2 separate regions of the Homo sapiens genome follow, and region 2 is linked to region 1. Evidence: chromatin loops called from intact Hi-C (ENCODE). Cell type or tissue: IMR-90. All regions are shown on one strand. Links, peaks and the distances in the headings refer to the core of each region. The heading gives the core; the rest is flanking DNA. Region 1 has its middle 82 kb from the start of C14orf132. Region 2 holds the start of BDKRB1-AS1 (BDKRB1 antisense RNA 1).

What was found. Peaks named below come from ENCODE experiments on the same cell type or tissue, not always from the same donor. Only the 100,000 strongest peaks of a DNase experiment are listed, where the experiment ranks them.
Region 2: a loop joins it to region 1, with 2.8 times the contacts of the local background. A loop is called at or near these places in 4 of 110 quality-filtered maps.

What each region holds. Positions count from the first base shown.
Region 1 is chr14:96,117,367-96,125,700 of GRCh38, reverse strand. No RefSeq gene overlaps it. Among named protein-coding and RNA genes, the nearest start is that of C14orf132, 82 kb to the right of the region's middle. In IMR-90, for the core only: CTCF peaks have their summits at 3,836 and 8,049; DNase peaks (open chromatin) are centred at 3,030 and 3,530; H3K27ac peaks cover 4,515 bases.
Region 2 is chr14:96,261,291-96,269,607 of GRCh38, reverse strand. BDKRB1 (bradykinin receptor B1) reads right to left here. Exons shown (of 3, transcript NM_000710.4): 2 at 6,838-6,956; 3 at 4,845-5,935. The coding sequence starts at 5,925. The coding sequence ends at 4,864. It overlaps BDKRB1-AS1 (BDKRB1 antisense RNA 1), which reads left to right and starts at 1,028. Exons shown (of 2, transcript XR_007064322.1): 1 at 1,028-1,239. RefSeq lists an enhancer at 1-953. In IMR-90, for the core only: CTCF peaks have their summits at 4,555 (motif pointing right) and 7,753 (motif pointing left); DNase peaks (open chromatin) are centred at 417, 1,527 and 2,027; H3K27ac peaks cover 6,963 bases.

The DNA.
Region 1 (8,334 bases), core at 331-8,330:
GGAACTGAAAGGAACCATTCCAAGGAAGGCCATTCTAAATCAGCCAGCCTCCAGTCAACCCAGCACTGGGTACAAAGGCAAAGGTGAACCCAGGTAAGGCTAGAAGTATCTCCTAGCTGAGCCCAATACAAACTGTCTACCTGCCAAATGGTAAGCTATATAAGTGGTTGTTTATTTAAAGTCACTAGTTTTGGAGTAGCTTATTATGCAGGAAATGCTAATATAATGTGCTTGTCTTTCAGTGCTGTTGTGTAAACAAAATTAGGTATCACACATGAAACACCTGAATCCATACATACCGATGAACAGAACTTGTTTGGATGGATTGCTAACCCAGCTGCATATCCATAAATTGCATACTTCCTGTGTGGAAGATGTAAGCATCAGTGTCCATAGCGTATATTGAAAAATAAATGCATTTCCCTATGAAGATATAATGACACCGTAGATAGAATGTTTAAAAGGAACCCATAAAATTTGCCTGTTATCCTACTGCCTCTACCATAAGGTTCAAATATCTTAGTAGGACTGACAAAATCCTTCAAAGTCATATTCCAGCCTCATCTGTCTTTTTAAACTGTTTCTACTCCTTGTTACCTCCATTCATAATAAATGACATCTGAGACATTCATTATGTAAAATTTCCTTTTAGTTTTGGTCCTTCCTATGGTTTGGCTGTATCCCCACCTAAAAAATCTCATCTAGAATTGTATCTCTCATAATCCCCATGTGTTGTGGGAGGGACCAGGTGGAAAGTAATTAAATCACAGGGGCATGTTTTTCCCATGCTGTTCTTGTGTTAATGAGAAAGTCTCACGACATCTGATGGTTTTATAAAGGGCAGTTTCTCTGCACATGCTCTCTTGTCTGCCACCATGTAAGACGTGCCTTTGTTTCTCCTTCCCCTTCGGCCATGATTGTGATGCCTCCCCAGCCATGTGGAACTGTAAGTCCATTAAATCTTTTTCTTGGCCAGGTATGGTGGCTCATGCCTGTAATCCCAGCACTTTGGGAGGCCAAGGCAGGCAGATCACCTGAGGTCAGGAGTTCAAGACCAGCCTGGCCAACACGGTGAAACCCCATCTCTACTAAAAATACAAAAAATTAGCCAGGCGTGGTGACACACCCCTGTAATAGCTACTCAGGAGACTGAGGCACAAGAATCTCTTGAACCTGGGAGGCGGAGGCTGCAGCAAGCCGAGATTGCACCACTGAACTGCAGCCTGGATAACAGCCTGAAACTCCATCTCAAAAACAAAACAAAACAGAATAAAACAAAACCTCTTTTCCTTTATGAATTACCCAGTCTCAGGTATTTCTTCATAGCAGTATGAGAATGGACTAATACAGTCCTTAAAGAAACAAAAAACTCAGAGGTGAAATGTGTTTTTTAATTAACGTTATGAGGTATGATTTACATGTGTATAAATTATAGTGTACAGACTGATGAGCTTAGATAAATGAATTTACCATATAACCACCATCTCAATCAAGATAAAAGCATTTCTGGCACCCCAAACATTTCCCTTGCACACTTTCCCAGTCAATTCCACTCCCATCAACAATCCCAGGCTACCATTGATCTGATTTCCATCACTACAGATGGATTGAGTCTGTTTTAGAACTTCTTAGGAATGCAGCCACATACCCTTTCCTGATTGGCTTCTTTCACTCAGGGTAATGTGTTTTTGAGATTGATCTATGTTGTGTGTATCAGTAATTCATTCCTTTTTATTACTGAGTCTTCCAGTGGAGGGCTATACTACAATTTGTTTATCTATTCACCTGTTGATGGACTTGGGGTTGTTTTCAGTTTCGGGGTTTTATGAATAAAGCTGGTAGAAACATTTTTGTGTGAGCATTTTTTTTTTTGGTGTGTGTGTATGCATGTTTTCATTTTGTGGGGGACTAAATACTTAGAAGTATAAAGGCTGGGTTATATGGTAAGTATATATTTAACTTTGTAAGAACTGCTAAATTGTTTTCCAAACGTCTGTACCATTTTACACTCTTGCCATTAGGGCATGAGTGTTCTATTAGGTTGGTGCAAACTTAATTTTGTTTTTGCCATTAAAAGTAATTTTTGCACCAAGAATAGTAATAGCCTTGCCAGCCCTCGGTATTAACTTTTTAATTTTAGCCACTCTTCTAGGTGTGAAGTGGTATCTCATTGTGGTTTCAATTTGCATTTCCTTGATGACTAATTATGCTGAACAGTTTTTCATGGACTTTTTGGCCATTTGTATATTTTCTTTGGTGAAGTCTCTTTGGTAGTCTTTTGCCATTCCCCTTTTAAATTGGGTTGTTGGTCTTCTTATTACTGCGTTTTGAGGGTTCTTGGTATATTTTGGACACAAACTGTCAGATATATCTTCTTGTTTTCTTACTTTGTTACTGGTGTCTTTTGAAGAAATTTTGAATTTTTATAATTCTAATTCATCATTTTTTTCTTTTATGGTCAGTGCTTTTTGTGTCTTAAATCTTTGCCTACAAGGTCATAAAAACTTTTTCTTCTGTTATTTTCTGGAAGTTTTATAGATTTAGCTTTTAGGCCTATGGTTTATTTCACATAAATGTTGTGTATGCTCTGGGGGTAGAGGCTGAGGTTTGTTTTGTTTCATTTGGATATCTAGGTGTTCCAGTGATGTTGCTTGAAAAGATTATTATTTTCTCATTCAATTACACTGCATCTTTGTTGAAAATCAATTGGACTTATATATGTGTGGTTCTAATTTGGTTCTCTATTGAATTAGCTTCCCGCAACAAATTGCTACAAAGTTGGTGGTTGTAAACAACAGAAACTTATTGTCTCAGTTTTCTGAAGGCCAGAAGCCCCAAATCAAAGTGCTGGGAGGGGCATGCTGTCTCCAAAGGCTCCGGGGGAGAATCTTCCCTTGTTGTTCCAGCTTTTTCCCCAGCCCCTTCTGTGAATCATGTGCTACATCTCATCCTGACCTAGGTCAAAACTCAGGCCTTCTCCCCTGAGGCAGTTTGCACAACCCGGCCAATGCTAATTCAGCCTTGCAGTGCCCTTTTGCTCTGATGTGGAATGACTTGGAACTCAACGAATGTTTATTGCGGTCTGCAATGTTTGGTTGGAGGGATTCAGGATTGAAATACAACAACAAAACATTCTTAAGGCATGTTAATTGTTCCTAATAAGGGAAGGTAACCGTCCCGTGATTAATCTTTCCAAAATGCAACTCTGAAATCTTGGGTGGTCTTCAGAAAACCTACTGCCTCTTAGTGCTTTACAATCCCATCACAACCTACCTGTTCAGGCTTCTTTCCCTTTACGGAGTTCCCCCCGTATCTGAGGTTCTGCTTTCCCTGGTTTTAGTTACCTGGGGCAACAGTGGTCCAAAAATATTAAATGGAAAATTCCAGAAATAAACAATTAAGTTTTAAATTGCATACCCTTCTGAGTAGTGTAATGAAATCTTTTGCCATCCCACTCTGTACTGCCCGGGAAGTGAATCACCCCCTTGTCCAGAGTTTCCACACTATATACTCTACCCACACTATATACTCTGCTAAGTTAGTCACTTACCAGCCATTCCAGCTATCAGATTGACTGTTGCAGTGAGGCAGTGCTTGTTTTCAAGTCGACCTTATTTTACTGAATAATGGCCCCAAAGTACAAGAGCAGTGGTACTGGCATTTTGTTATAAGTGTTCTATTTTATTATTAGTTATTGTTGTTGCCTAATATATACATTATTATCTATCATAGGCATGTATGTGTAGGAAAAAAACCTTGTATACATAGGGTTCCATACCAGCCTCAGTTTCAAGCATCCACTGGGAGGCCTAGAAATATATCCCTCCTGGATAGGGGGCACTACTGTACTCTCTAATCTAGCCACACCTATATCCTCCCTCCATAGTCAATTCCTGCCTTTGCAGCTCTGCTTAGCCCTGTGAAATTTTTGCTTGCAGCTGTAATGGAGGCTGTGGGACATTCAGGTCTGGAGTTTAGCACAGCACTGTGGACTGGGGACTTGGATCTGGGATTTTCAGCACAGAGACGTATATTAATTTTCTAGGGCTGCCATAACAAAGTACCACAGACTAGGTGGCTTAGAGGCATTTATTTGCTCGCCTTTCTGGAGACTGGAAGTCCGTGATCAAGGTGTCAGCAGCGTTGGTTTCCTCTGAGGCCTCTCTCGTTGGCTTACAGACGGCCACCCTCTTGCCATTTTCACATAGTCGTTCCTCTATGCACATGTGTCCCAGTGTCTCTGTGTATCCTAATCTCTCCTTATAATGACATCAGTCAAGCCTGGGCAACATAGAGAGACACCCTCTCTACAAGAAAGAAAAATAAAAACAAAATTTGCCATGCTTTTACTCCTAGTTACTTGGGAGTCCAAGGCAGGAGGATCACTTGAGCCCAGGAGTTTAATCCACTTATGCCTAGTACGCTAAGCTTGTGGGAGTTATTTATATCCTACTGCTCAAGGTCATTACCAAGGTCTGATATTTCACACAAAAAATTTGCAACCTCCGGCATAAATGATAAGGCTGAAGTGAGCGATGATCTCTCCACTGCACTCTAGTCTGGGGGACAGAACGAGATCTTGTCTCTAAAGATAAAAAGATTGGGTTAGACTAGAGCCTCCATTAAAGCCTTCATTTAACTTAATCATCTGTTTAAAGGTCCTATCTTTAAATACAGACACATTTTGAGGTACTAGGGGCTTAGAGTTTCAATATAAATTTGGGAGGAACACAATTCAGTTTATACCCAAGAAGGTATCTAAGTTATGGGAATGGATGATTTTACCGAGAACGATAAAAAAGGGGTTGCAAACTCTATGTAATAGAGATTAATGAGCAAAGGGGGCTGGTAGTAACATAATGGCATCTCGAGTCATATTCTTTTGGCACAGATACACTTTATTTTACTATTATTCTCATTTTTAAAAATGTCAAAACAAAGAAACGTTCTTCCTGATTTTCTTAAAACAAGCTTCCCTTCCAGGATATCCCTTGGTTTCAGATTTTTGATGGTAACCTTGGCACTTAGAACTAGTTCTCCATCCAAAGAAAAACAACACTGCAGATCCCTGGGAGATATGAGTGATGCTCAGCCTCAGCCTGGGGGGCTACAGGAGTGCATGGCAGTGATGACTGACAACCAAGAGTGCACACTGTTATAGGGTGTCAGCCACGAGTCAATGCTGCTGGATTTTCGGTATTTCAAAGGAAGCTGAAAATGCATATTTAAAAATGTACATTATCATGGGCCCCTTTAGAAAATTGTCTCAGCTGTTTAAAAAAAATACTGTGAAGTTGAAACAAAACACATCACCAGACTGTATTTGGAGTGTGAGCCATCCATTTCTAACCGTAGACATAAAGTGAGACATAAAGAAGAGTAACTAGAGGTCTGAGCACTAGACAGAGCTCAGAGGAATCCTGTCTTAAATGAAAGCTGAAATTTTTCTATCTTTTATGAATGAGCTAACAAACATGGCTGGATGATGAAAGTTCCAGTGGAGGATGAAAAGTTAAAGAGGGACCTTATATGGAGTGACCTTAACTCACAAGCTGGGACAACAGTCATTATGTACTCCCGGTCTGATGCAATAGGAAGTATCCAGTACCAGCTATGAGCTTTTTTTTTGCCCAGATCACTCAACCCAAATCTAATCAAGCCTGTAGACCTAATTTCCAGCTTATAGGAAATTAAAAGGTTAGACGAACCCAGTAAAGGACACTATAAGGATATGCTCAATCACATCCACTATGTAGGGAATTCTACAAGGCAAATGGCCAGGTTTTCTTCCAGAGGTAAAAAGGGGAGAGGGACTATTATAGATTTTAAAAAGATTTAAGACACACATCAGCCAGGTGCAAAGCATAGGTCACATGTGGATCATGATTTGAACAGTTATTTGTAAAACACACTTTGAGATGGTTGGAGAAATGTGGACTCTGGCAGACATTAGCAGACATTAATAAATCACTTGTAATTTTATTATATGTGATAACTATTTTGCAGCTATGCATTTTCAAAAGCTCTCTCTGTCAGAGATACAAACTGAAGTATTTTTGGGTGAAATGATAGGACATCTGGGATTGGCTTTAAAATACTTCAGGAAAAGTTAAACAGGGAAGAGGCAGAATGGATAAAATAAGATTAGCAAAATGTCAATAATGATTTATAAATATGATTAATACATGGAAGGTGTTATTGTATTATTCTTTCTACTTTTATATATATTTTTAGATTCCTAAATTAAAGGAAAAAAATAGCACAAAGCTCCGGTAGAGCAGGTGACCTTTGCAGAGAGGTAGGAGAAGGCCCAGGCATCATCCTTTCCAGGCTGCCACTTCTCAGAACTGTGCCTGGACACTATCCTTTGAACCGCACCCATGAACCTCCTTGTTCTACCTTTTTATTCTTTCTTTTGGCAAACACTGAAAGCACCTGTTATGTGGTTAGGGCTGGGCAAAGGGCTGAGTTAAAAAAATCATTTTAACAAAGAAATGTTCTTTTTCCTAATTTTCTTGATATAAACTTCTCTTGTTTCTCTGAGTTCTGGAGGCCTATGTGCTGGATCCTCCCAACCAGTGAGGGAGCCCCTGGAAGGCAGGAGGCTTGCCTTATTCCTGTAAACTCTGTTGCTCCAAAACACCATTGCCATTTACTAGCTTGCTGTGTGCCAGGCATGGTGCTACATACTTATTATGGAATTTAAAATTTTGATGTTTTGCATGGTTTATTTTGCATTAATTTGGCATTTGTAAAACATTACATTAGAATAGTATTTACCTTCATTACCTCAGCTGTTTTTTGGCACCCTTTAAATTTCGTGAGGAGGTTAGTACCTAACTCGCCTCACCTAATCCTGGCCCCGCATGGAGGTCTCAATACTTGCCTCAAAACTATGTGAATATCTGTTATTCTACTGGTGAATGTTCTGGAACGTTCCTCGGCATCTTGCAGGCATCAGTAGTCAAAGCAGGACAGAGAGAATTAATTACAGAACACTGGGTGGCATTCGGGAACAATAGGTCTCACCAAAGCCTGATTCTCAGCATCTTACTTAAACTACAAATCAACAGCTGGGAAGACAGGGAAGAAGGAGGACACTAGGTTCTCTTTCTTCAAGTCAAAAGTTTCCACTGCTCTGAATGGGCCACTTCATTCATGGCCCCTTCAATTGGCTGTTGTTTGTTCTCAAGGAACCAGGATTCCTCTGGGCTTGTGCCTTCTGGAGCTCTCTTCTTGTTAGAGTAGGTAGTTATGCAGACATGAGCAGGGCAGGAGAGGACCCCCCACCACCACAACTGACACCCAGGAAAGTCAGGCGACCATCAGGTAATGGTCAGGCAGTTGTTAAACTTTCTCTCTAAAATAATAATTGGTTGCAGCTGGTGCCAGGGAAAGGCAGTCTCCCAACAGATAGAAAATAACCGAAGCTGATGATCAGCAGCTTCCTGATAAGATCTCAGGAGTTGGGCAAGTGGGCTCAAGCGTGTGCACTAAGACGCAAAACGGCAGAGTTTAACTGGTATGTGATCTTCCTCTAGGAAAACTCGAGTAGCAAGGGGAAAACACCTAAAATGAGTATGCACATAACTTCAGTAAATACATTGTGCATGCAGCCCCTCCCAAGTGCTGGCGCATGAGGACAGCTCACCCCAAGGGAAGAATCAGAGGAGGAGAGATGCAGATGCTGGAATCATGCTAATGTATAAAATCCCAGGTCAAGGACTAAATGGCACTTGAATCTGTCAAGTCACCTACTTGGCCTTCTTTCAAGTGTACTTTACTTCCTTTCATTCCTGCTCTAAAACTTTTTAATAAACTTTCATTCCTGCTCTAAAACTTGCCTTGGTTTCTCACTGTGCCTTATGTCCCTCAGATGAATTTTTTCTCCTGAAGAGGCAAGAATCAAGTTGCTGCAGACCCATATGGATTTGCTGCTGCTAACATACTTTGGTGTCGTGACTCAGATACGTCCCCAGTGGTAAGATACTGCTAAGCCTTGCCTTCTTTGGCTGGGGTTGTTTAACCCCCGTGTGTGGTTTTCGTCTCCCCTTTCACACTCCTGCTTACTAACCAACCCCTGGAACAATCCCTCTCGGTCACAGTGGCTCTGTTACCCCAGGCTGATCTCTCAGCTCACCCTGACAGGTGGCTCATGGGAGTAGGAAGGACCTTGGCATCTGCAACAAGCAGACCTGAGGCACTGATAGCTCTCCTGGACAAGAGGCTCATGAGAGTGGTAGGGCTAAGGCCTGAGACCATGGAATGTCTGGGGTTTCCTCTGCTATTTTAACTAAAATCTTTTCTTTCTCAAAAAACCTGCACATCCTGTTC
Region 2 (8,317 bases), core at 318-8,317, 140 kb before region 1:
GTCGGCCAGGCCCATGCGGTGGTGGAGTGAGGACTGGAACAGTGGCATGTGTGACTCAGAGACCTGGACCTCTGACCGGCTGCACTGTGCACTCTGCAGCCCCGCGGTGAGGCCCTTCTTGGGCAGGGGCCTGAGCTGGGGGTGGTCCGGGGAGGCAAGAGGATGCTGAGAAGGAATCAAGGGGGTCTGGAGAAAGGGGCTGGGCACAGGGAAAGAGAAGGGCAGGAAGGAGCTGAAGGTGCACAGAGGCCAGAGCGGAGCTCAGCCGGAGCCAAGGCTTGGATCAGCCCTGGTTGGATGCCCAGGCTCCTCGGAGCTGTGGTGGGAGCAGGGGTGGGGAGGAACACTTTCCAGGGCTGCTTCCGACCTGCTCCTCATCAAATTTGTGACTCATCTCCGGAGAGCAAGAGCCTGCCTGTGGCCATTGCAACATCAGGGAGTTTCCCCGAGGCTGGGATTTGGAGGGCCTTAGTGCCACCCACTCCCCATGATGGATTGGGGTGATGATGGGGCAGGGTGGGGGCAGTTTTCTTACCTTCCCACTGCAGAGAGCAGTGAAGGCCACATATGGCCCCTGATCACGCGGTTCTGGAGCCCAGGACAGACCCAGAGCTGGGAACGGATTGGAGTGAAACCTTGTTCTCTCTTTCTACTTGGCCCTTCTCAGGGAGAGAGTGGAAGCCCACATGGGTGCTGGAGCTGGGGATGCTGGAAGACTATTTGCTAATTCCTCCCTCCACCCCAGGTGTTAGCACCACAGGTGTGGCCTGGGCCTGGCCCCATATGGAACACGCCAGGTGAACCTATCAACCAGATCCATGGGAACTCAGATATATTACCTTTTCCCACAGCATCGATCCTTTTAGTCAAGGCAGAAATTTCTCCCTCTGTAAATGAATAACTGGCCTTCCCCACAGAAGGGCAACAGAATTCTACTGTACGGGTTTGCCAGTTTCTCTCCCACTGTGGGGCCATTTGCTGGGCTTCGGTAAACGTTACTTATGTGCGTCTCATAAATCAGGTGTCTGAGTTCTCAGGCTGTGGCTGCAGTCTACCATTGAATTACATCCCGTGAGCAATGTTGTCCGATTTCACCGGCCAGCACGTTCTTCTCGAGTGTGGGATTGGTTTTTGCAAGACCTCGAAAGGATTTTGATAAGCCACCTGCTTAAGGCCGGCTGAAAAAGAAGAAAGGAGGGCATATGTGGGTCAGCTCACTCGGAATAGAAGAGGAATCAGGTATTATTTTCCCTTTCCCACTCTCTATTCCTGCCTGTTCCTGCCTACTTTTGCCACTTTGCCACAGAGCCTTTGCCCAATGAATTCCTGCCTGGGGGCTTGGAAATCACATTGGTGTTGGAGTCAGATGAGTTGGGTGAATCCAGCCTCTGCAGTCTGAGCAGGCACTGCCTTCCTTAGCCTCCTCTTCCTCACCTAGAAAGTGGACATCCTGAAACAGACCTCACAAGGGAGTCAGGCGATTAAATGAGATGACTGAGCCTACTCCTGTGTGTGGCTGCTGAGTCGCACTGGGTGTGCTTGGGCAGGTCTTACTGCTCTCTGTTTCCTAGACTGTATGTGAAGGGATGGTCTGGATGAGGGGTTGCAAACTTAACCTCCCATAGCTTCCATGCGTGTGAACCTGATGGGAGGGCGCCCTGTTCACGGGGCCTCTGCTACACAGCACCAAAGAATTGGAGCCCCGGGGGGACCCTGGAAGGTCAACTCCAAGGGCCCAGGGATGTTCCTCTCTTTTGTTCACTGCCATATTTTCAGTGCCCAAAACAGTGTCTGACAAAGTAGATGCTTAATAAATATCTGCTGAATGAATGAAATTGAATCAGTGTTGCTGGATGTTCCAAACTTTCAAAAGAAACTGGAAAGCTGGCTCCCAATGGGGAGTTTCAGTACTGGTAACCAACTCAAGAGCCTGGGGGCTTGGAGTTTTAAAAAATACCATGTGGTTCAAATTAAACACATGTGCAGGCTGGATCTTGCCTGTTGGCTCAGCTCCAGGCCTTCTGACGACACTCTGCTCTCCAGGAAACCTGCAGGGGCTGGAACACTGATCACAGGGTTATCACTGATGAGGTCCTGGTGGCCCAGCCGCTGCCAGCCTCTCAAACCCTGTCTCCAGGCTCCAAGAACATGGCATTCTTTCCATTCCTGGAATGAATGAGTCTTTGCTGCTATTCTGTGAGGACCAGCCCTTCCCGTGCAGCTGTGGGGACTGCCATTCTCCCCATTCCCCCAAGTGTCTTGGAGTCCAGTCACTACACCCTCTCCCCCACTCCATGGAAACTGACCTTGGAATGGCCTCCTGGCCCACGGACTCTCTCCTCCCCAGGGCCTGACAATGTCCCGCCTGCCTGTGAGGGCCCAGGTAGGGCCCACCCACCACCTGACCTCTCCATTCTCTATGTTGTCTCCAACCTCCTTCTTCTTCCCTCTACTTCAGCCACCTGGTGCCAGGGATACACTTGGTCCTTGTCATCTCCTGAGATGGCTCTGCCTCTGGAATGTTCTACTCAAACATTCCTGCTCTGTGGCTATGCCTTCCTCTCTCTCTTTTAATGAGACAGGGTCTCACTCTGTCAGCCAGGCTGGAATGCAGTGGCACAATCTTGGCTCACTGCTTGTAGCCCTGACCTCCTGGGCTCAGATGATCCTCTTGCCTCAGCCTCCCAAGTAGCTGGGACTACAGGTGCGCACTACCACGCCTGGATAATTTTTGTATTTTTTGTAGAGACGGGGTCTTGCTATGTTGCCCAGGCTGGTCTCAAACTCCCGGGCTCAAGCCATCCACCTGTCTCAGCCTCCCAAAGTGCTGGGATTACAGATTGCACCCTTTGTGGAAACCAGGCTCACGGCTGATTCCCTTCACAGTGTACAGAAGATCACGCCTGGCTCTTCTTCTGTTTCTTGCTGTCACCCAGGTTCTCTCACTATATCCATCCTTTAACACACTGATCTCACTTCACTTCCTTCTCTCCCTGTGCTCGTTTCTTCCCTCTCCATCATTCCCCCGAGTCTGACCAGGATCCCCAACTCCCATGACGTATGGCCGTCTATCTGGCTAAACCCTACTCCAGAGCAATCCTTTCCTGGGTCTGTCGAGCATTATCAGAGTAAATTCACACAACACAGCCACGCTTTCCAGCTTCAATGGGGCCCTCAAAGCTGCCTGGAGCCCACCATCCTTCCTGGGTGAACTGTCTTTGCCAGCTGACCATGGTGGACCCAGCCTGTCCATTCTCCTCCAGCCCCAATTCTCTCCATGACCCGCCTCCTCCTCTGCCATCCTTCAACCTCTCCCTCCTAACCTGTAACCCCACCTGCCTCTGGGCCTACTTTGTTCCTTCTGTCTGGAACACTCCTTTCCCCCATTTTGCTTGGCCAGCTTCTCATTTTTTGGGATTCAGTTTATGTGTCTCTTCCTCCAGGAACCCCTCTCTAACCATCCCTCCCAGCCACCCAGACTGGAGCCCTGCTCTGGTTCTCACGGCACCCCTCACCCTGATGGTGGCGGGCATCCTGCTCTATGACAATCCCTTAATTATTGTCCTGGTTGCTGTGAGCCCCTGGAGGGTAGAGACACCGTTAGGCTCACCGTTGGGTCTCTCATAGCAAGACCCGCACCAATGCATTACACGTTCAATAAGAGCATGCACAAGCATTCTTTTGTGAGCAGCTCACCCTTTCCCGCCTCTGCCAGCCCTTCCTCCCTGTCTCCACGTATCCAGATTGCACCCTTTGTGGAAACCAGGCTCACGGCTGACTCCCTTCACAGCGTCTTCTCTGCTAACCTGAGAGGGAACCCATCCCCTTTCTCGCTGAAGGCGCAAGATGCTGGATCCGTGGTGTGTTCATGCAATTTCTCATTTCATTTTTTATATTATAATATTTAGATGTATGTAAGTTCCTTGAATATAGAACTTCTAGCTATACCATCCCTGTATTCCTGGCAGTTAGCCTAGAAAGCTTTGAATAGACAAATGGAAGTGTAATAAGAGAGGCCATTACCCGATACTTGTTATTTGTTTCCTGCTGCTGCTATGACAAATTACCAGAAACTCGGTGGCTTAAAATACAAATGGGGCCAGGCGCAGTGGCCACGCCTATAATCCTAGCACTATGGGAGACCAAAGTGGAGGATCACTTGAGCCCTTGAGTTTGAGACCAGCCTAGGCAATGCAGGAAGACACCATCTCTACAAAAAATAGAAAAGTTAGCCAGGCATGGTGGTGCACACCTGTAGTCTCAGCTACAGGAGGCTGAGGTGGGAGGATCCCTTGAGTCTGGGAAGTTGAGGCTGCAGTGAGCCGTGATTGTGCCAGTGCACTCCAGCCTGGGTGACAGAGCGAGACCCCATCTCAAAAAAGCAAAGCAAAGCAAAGCAAACAAAGCAAAACAAAACACAAATGTATCCTCTAACAGTTCTGGAGGCCAGAAATCCTAAATCTGTTTCCCTGGGCTGAAGACAGGGAGTTGGCAGGACCCATTCCTTCTGGAGGCTCCAGGGGAGAAGCCATTTCCTTGCCCTTTACAGCCTCTAGAGGGTGCCTGCAATCCTTGGCTCGTAGTGGCCGTCCTGAATTCCTCTGGCCTCTGCTTCCATAGTCACATCTCCTGACTCTGAGCCTCCTGCCTCCCTCCTATAAGGACCCTTGTGATTATATAGGGCCCACTTGGATAATTCAGGATCATCTCCCCATCTCAAGACCCTTAATTTGGTAACATTCATCAAGTCCAGGGATTAGGTACCCCCCAATCTACGGGAGTAATCATTTAGCCTATCACAATAGCATTTATTATGTCACAAAGAATTGATAAGAAAGCCAAGCTTCTTGGTTCAATGCTGTTTTAATTCCGCCAGAAAAGTTGGAAGATTTCTTTCCTATGGGATGAAGATATTGGAGCAAGACTTTTAGGGGTGCATTGTTTATAAAGTTCCCAGACCTTGGTCCTGAAGAGCCGGCCCACAAAGACATAAATTACTGGATTCAGGGAGCTGTTAGTGAAGGCAAAGAAGTTGGCCAATTGCAGGCCCAGGTCAATGAAGTCCTCCCAAAAGCAGCCTCGGACTGCTTGCACCTGGAATAAGAATTCCAGGAAGGCAAAGAAGTGGTAAGGGGCCCAGCAGACCAGGAAGGCAACCACGAGCGTGAGGATCAGCGCTGTGGTCTTGCTATCCTTGCGGCCCCCGCACCTTGTCCTGCTGACCTCCTCCCGCGTTCGCAGGGAGGCCAGGATGTGGTAGTTGAAGAAGACGATCGCAGCCAGTGGTAGGAGGAAACCCAGAATATTTAACTCCACAATCCTTGCAAAGTGCCAGGCCTCATGGGGGAGGAGCAGGATGCAGGCGGTGATGTTCAGATCTGGGACGGCTTGGATGGATCGCAGCAGGAATGTGGGGATGCTCAAGAGGCCCCCCACAACCCAGATGAGCACGCAGGTGACCCGGGCCTGCCTCCGCCGCTGCTGCCTCCGGCTGGCCATAGGGTGCACCAGCACGCGGTAGCGGTCCTGGCTGATGGCCACCACCAGGAAGATGCTGATGAACAAATTGGCCTTGATGACCCCGTTGATGACACGGCAGAGGAGGGCTCCGAAAGGCCAGTTAAACTGGTTCCAGATATTCTCTGCCCAGAAGGGCAAGCCCAAGACAAACACCAGATCAGAGGCTGCCAGGTTGGCCAGGTAGATTTCTGCCACGTTCAGTTGCCGCCGGGGCAGGAGGAAGACCAACAGGACAAAAAGGTTCCCTAGGAGGCCGAAGAAACAGATGGAGATGATAAATGTTGGCAGCACTCTGTGCAGCAGGTCCCAGGCTTCTGGAGCATTGTCACAGGCCGTAGCATTTTGAGGGAAGAGCTGGCTCTGGTTGGAGGATTGGAGCTCTAGAGGGGGCCAGGATGATGCCATGCACAGTGACCTGAAATGAACAGAAGGTAGAATAAAACAGGAAGTGGCAGACTACAGCCTATGAGCCAAACCAACCTGTCACCTGTTTTTGGACAATAAAGTTTTATTGGCACAGAGCCACACCCATTCCTGGACGTATTATCTACAGCTGTGTTCATGCTACAAGGGGGAGTCGAGCGCTTGTAACAGAGACTGTCTGGCTTGCAAAGCTGAAGATATTTACCATCTGTTCCTGAGGGGGAAAAGTTTGCTGACCTCTGGTTTAAGGGATGGTGCCTGAGTCCAAATCCCGGTACAATCACTCAGTGTGAGCTACTTAGAACCATTGACTTTTACTTTCCTTTTTAAACATTGGAGAGAATCGTGTCTCTCTTGTGGGATCACGGGAGGGCTGTTGTCAGGATCTACAGGGTGCTTAGCTCCGTGCCTTGCATAGAGGAAAGACTTTGGAAGGTAGTGATTAGTCTTAGTAACAACTGTACCATTATTATTATTACTATTAGGGTTTTAACAGGCATTTAATGAGCCTCTACCTCTTGCCAGCCCCTTGCCAGGCACTGGAGATATGCAGGACAGAGCAGCCCCAGCCTCATGGGGCTGCAGACATGGAGGCAGAGGTCATGGCTTGAGATAGAGCTGAGGGAAGCCCGGGAACAGCAAAGGAAGCTGACCTGTTGGGGCTGGGACCAGTGTGGTGGCCGGGGTGGGGACAGTGCTAGGAGGTTCCTCTTACAGGCTTGAAAAACATGAGTATTGGCCGGGTGTGGTGGTTCACACCTGTAATCTCAGTACTTTGGGAGGCCAAGGCAGATGGATCAGATGAACCCAGGAGTTCAAGACCAGCCTGGGCAACATGGTGAAATCCTGTCTTTACAAAAAATACAAAAATTAGCTGGGCATGGTGGTGCATACCTGTGGTCCCAGCAACTCGAGAGGCTGAGGTGGGAGAATCGTTTAAGCCTGGAAGGTCGAGGCTGCAGCGAGCTATGATTGTGCCACTGCACTTCAGTCTGGGCCGACGGACTGAGACCCTGTCTCAACAACAACAACAACAACAAAAAAAAAAAAAAAAAAAAGGAGAGAGAGAGAGAGAAAAGAAAAAAGAGAAAGGAAAGCATGAGTAATAAATAAGGATAACAACTAACATCTGTTAGATGGTATTAATGGTCTGTGTTCCAGGCGCCATTCTAAGTGTTTCACATTTAAGTATTTTCTCATTTAATCTTCCTGGCAGCCATTCAAGGTAGGGGCCATTGTCATCTCCAGTTGGCCAATTAGAAAATTGAGTGCTGAGACCCGGAGTCGCCTGTCTGAGGTCACACAGCTGGTCAGTAGGGCCTGGATTCAAACCCAGGCAGTCTGATTCAAGAGCCTGATTGAGATCCTGTGCTTCTGTCTGCTCTCTTCTGCTGCACCTGTCCCCACGCGATGAATGACAAAGCCAGGCTCAGAGAAGTTAACCAGCTTGTCGGAGAAGACCTAGGTGGTGGTTACAGTGCTACGCCAGGAACCTTGGTCTGCATGGACCCCAGAGGCCGTGCTCACAGCCATGCAGCTGACTGGCCTCCCACGCTTGCTGGAGGAGCTACAGCTGGTGGGTACAGTGTACACTATGAACCTTGGTCTGCATGCACCCCATAGCTCATGTTCATAGCCACGCAGCTGACCTGCCTCCCATGCTCCCATGCTGAGTTTCACCGGGAGAGGGATAGAAAGCTCTGTCTCTTTCCATAGGGAGGACTGCATCTCCCAGCCCTCTGCGATCCCACAAGGGGTAGATCCCATCCTGTGCTCATGGCTTCGTGGCCTCCTGCTGGCAAAACCGGCCACAGCCAACTCAGGGATCCACAGAATACTATCTGCAGAATGAGCAGCTGCCTACACTGCGGGATTTATGCGGCTCCAGACAATCTTCAGAGCCTAAACATTCTTCCCCAGCTTGGATAGGTTAATATACGCCCGGTGCTTGGCAGGGTTCCTGACTTATTGTAAGCACGTGGCAAACATTAGTTGTCACTGTCATGATTGTTATTAATGGGTGACACCTGAGATTCCTTCAACCCCGCAAAGCCTCACAGATACCAACAAAAGCTATTGTGTAGCAGAGAATTAACCTTGGAAGAGCATATTTGGCTGTGTAACCTCAGGAGAGTCAGTTCATGTCTCTGAGCCTGACTTTCCTCATCTAAGGAAGACATGATGTCCTCAAGAGGCCCTTCTAGCTCTGACATTCTGTCATGTCACTCACATGGAGTTATTCACACCGGGGTATAATTCACTGGTTCCTCCAGTTATTTATTTGCTGAACAAGTATTTACTGAGAATGTACTATGTGCCAGGCACTGTTCTAGGTATTTAGGACAAAGCAGTGAATACAGCAGGCAAAAATCCC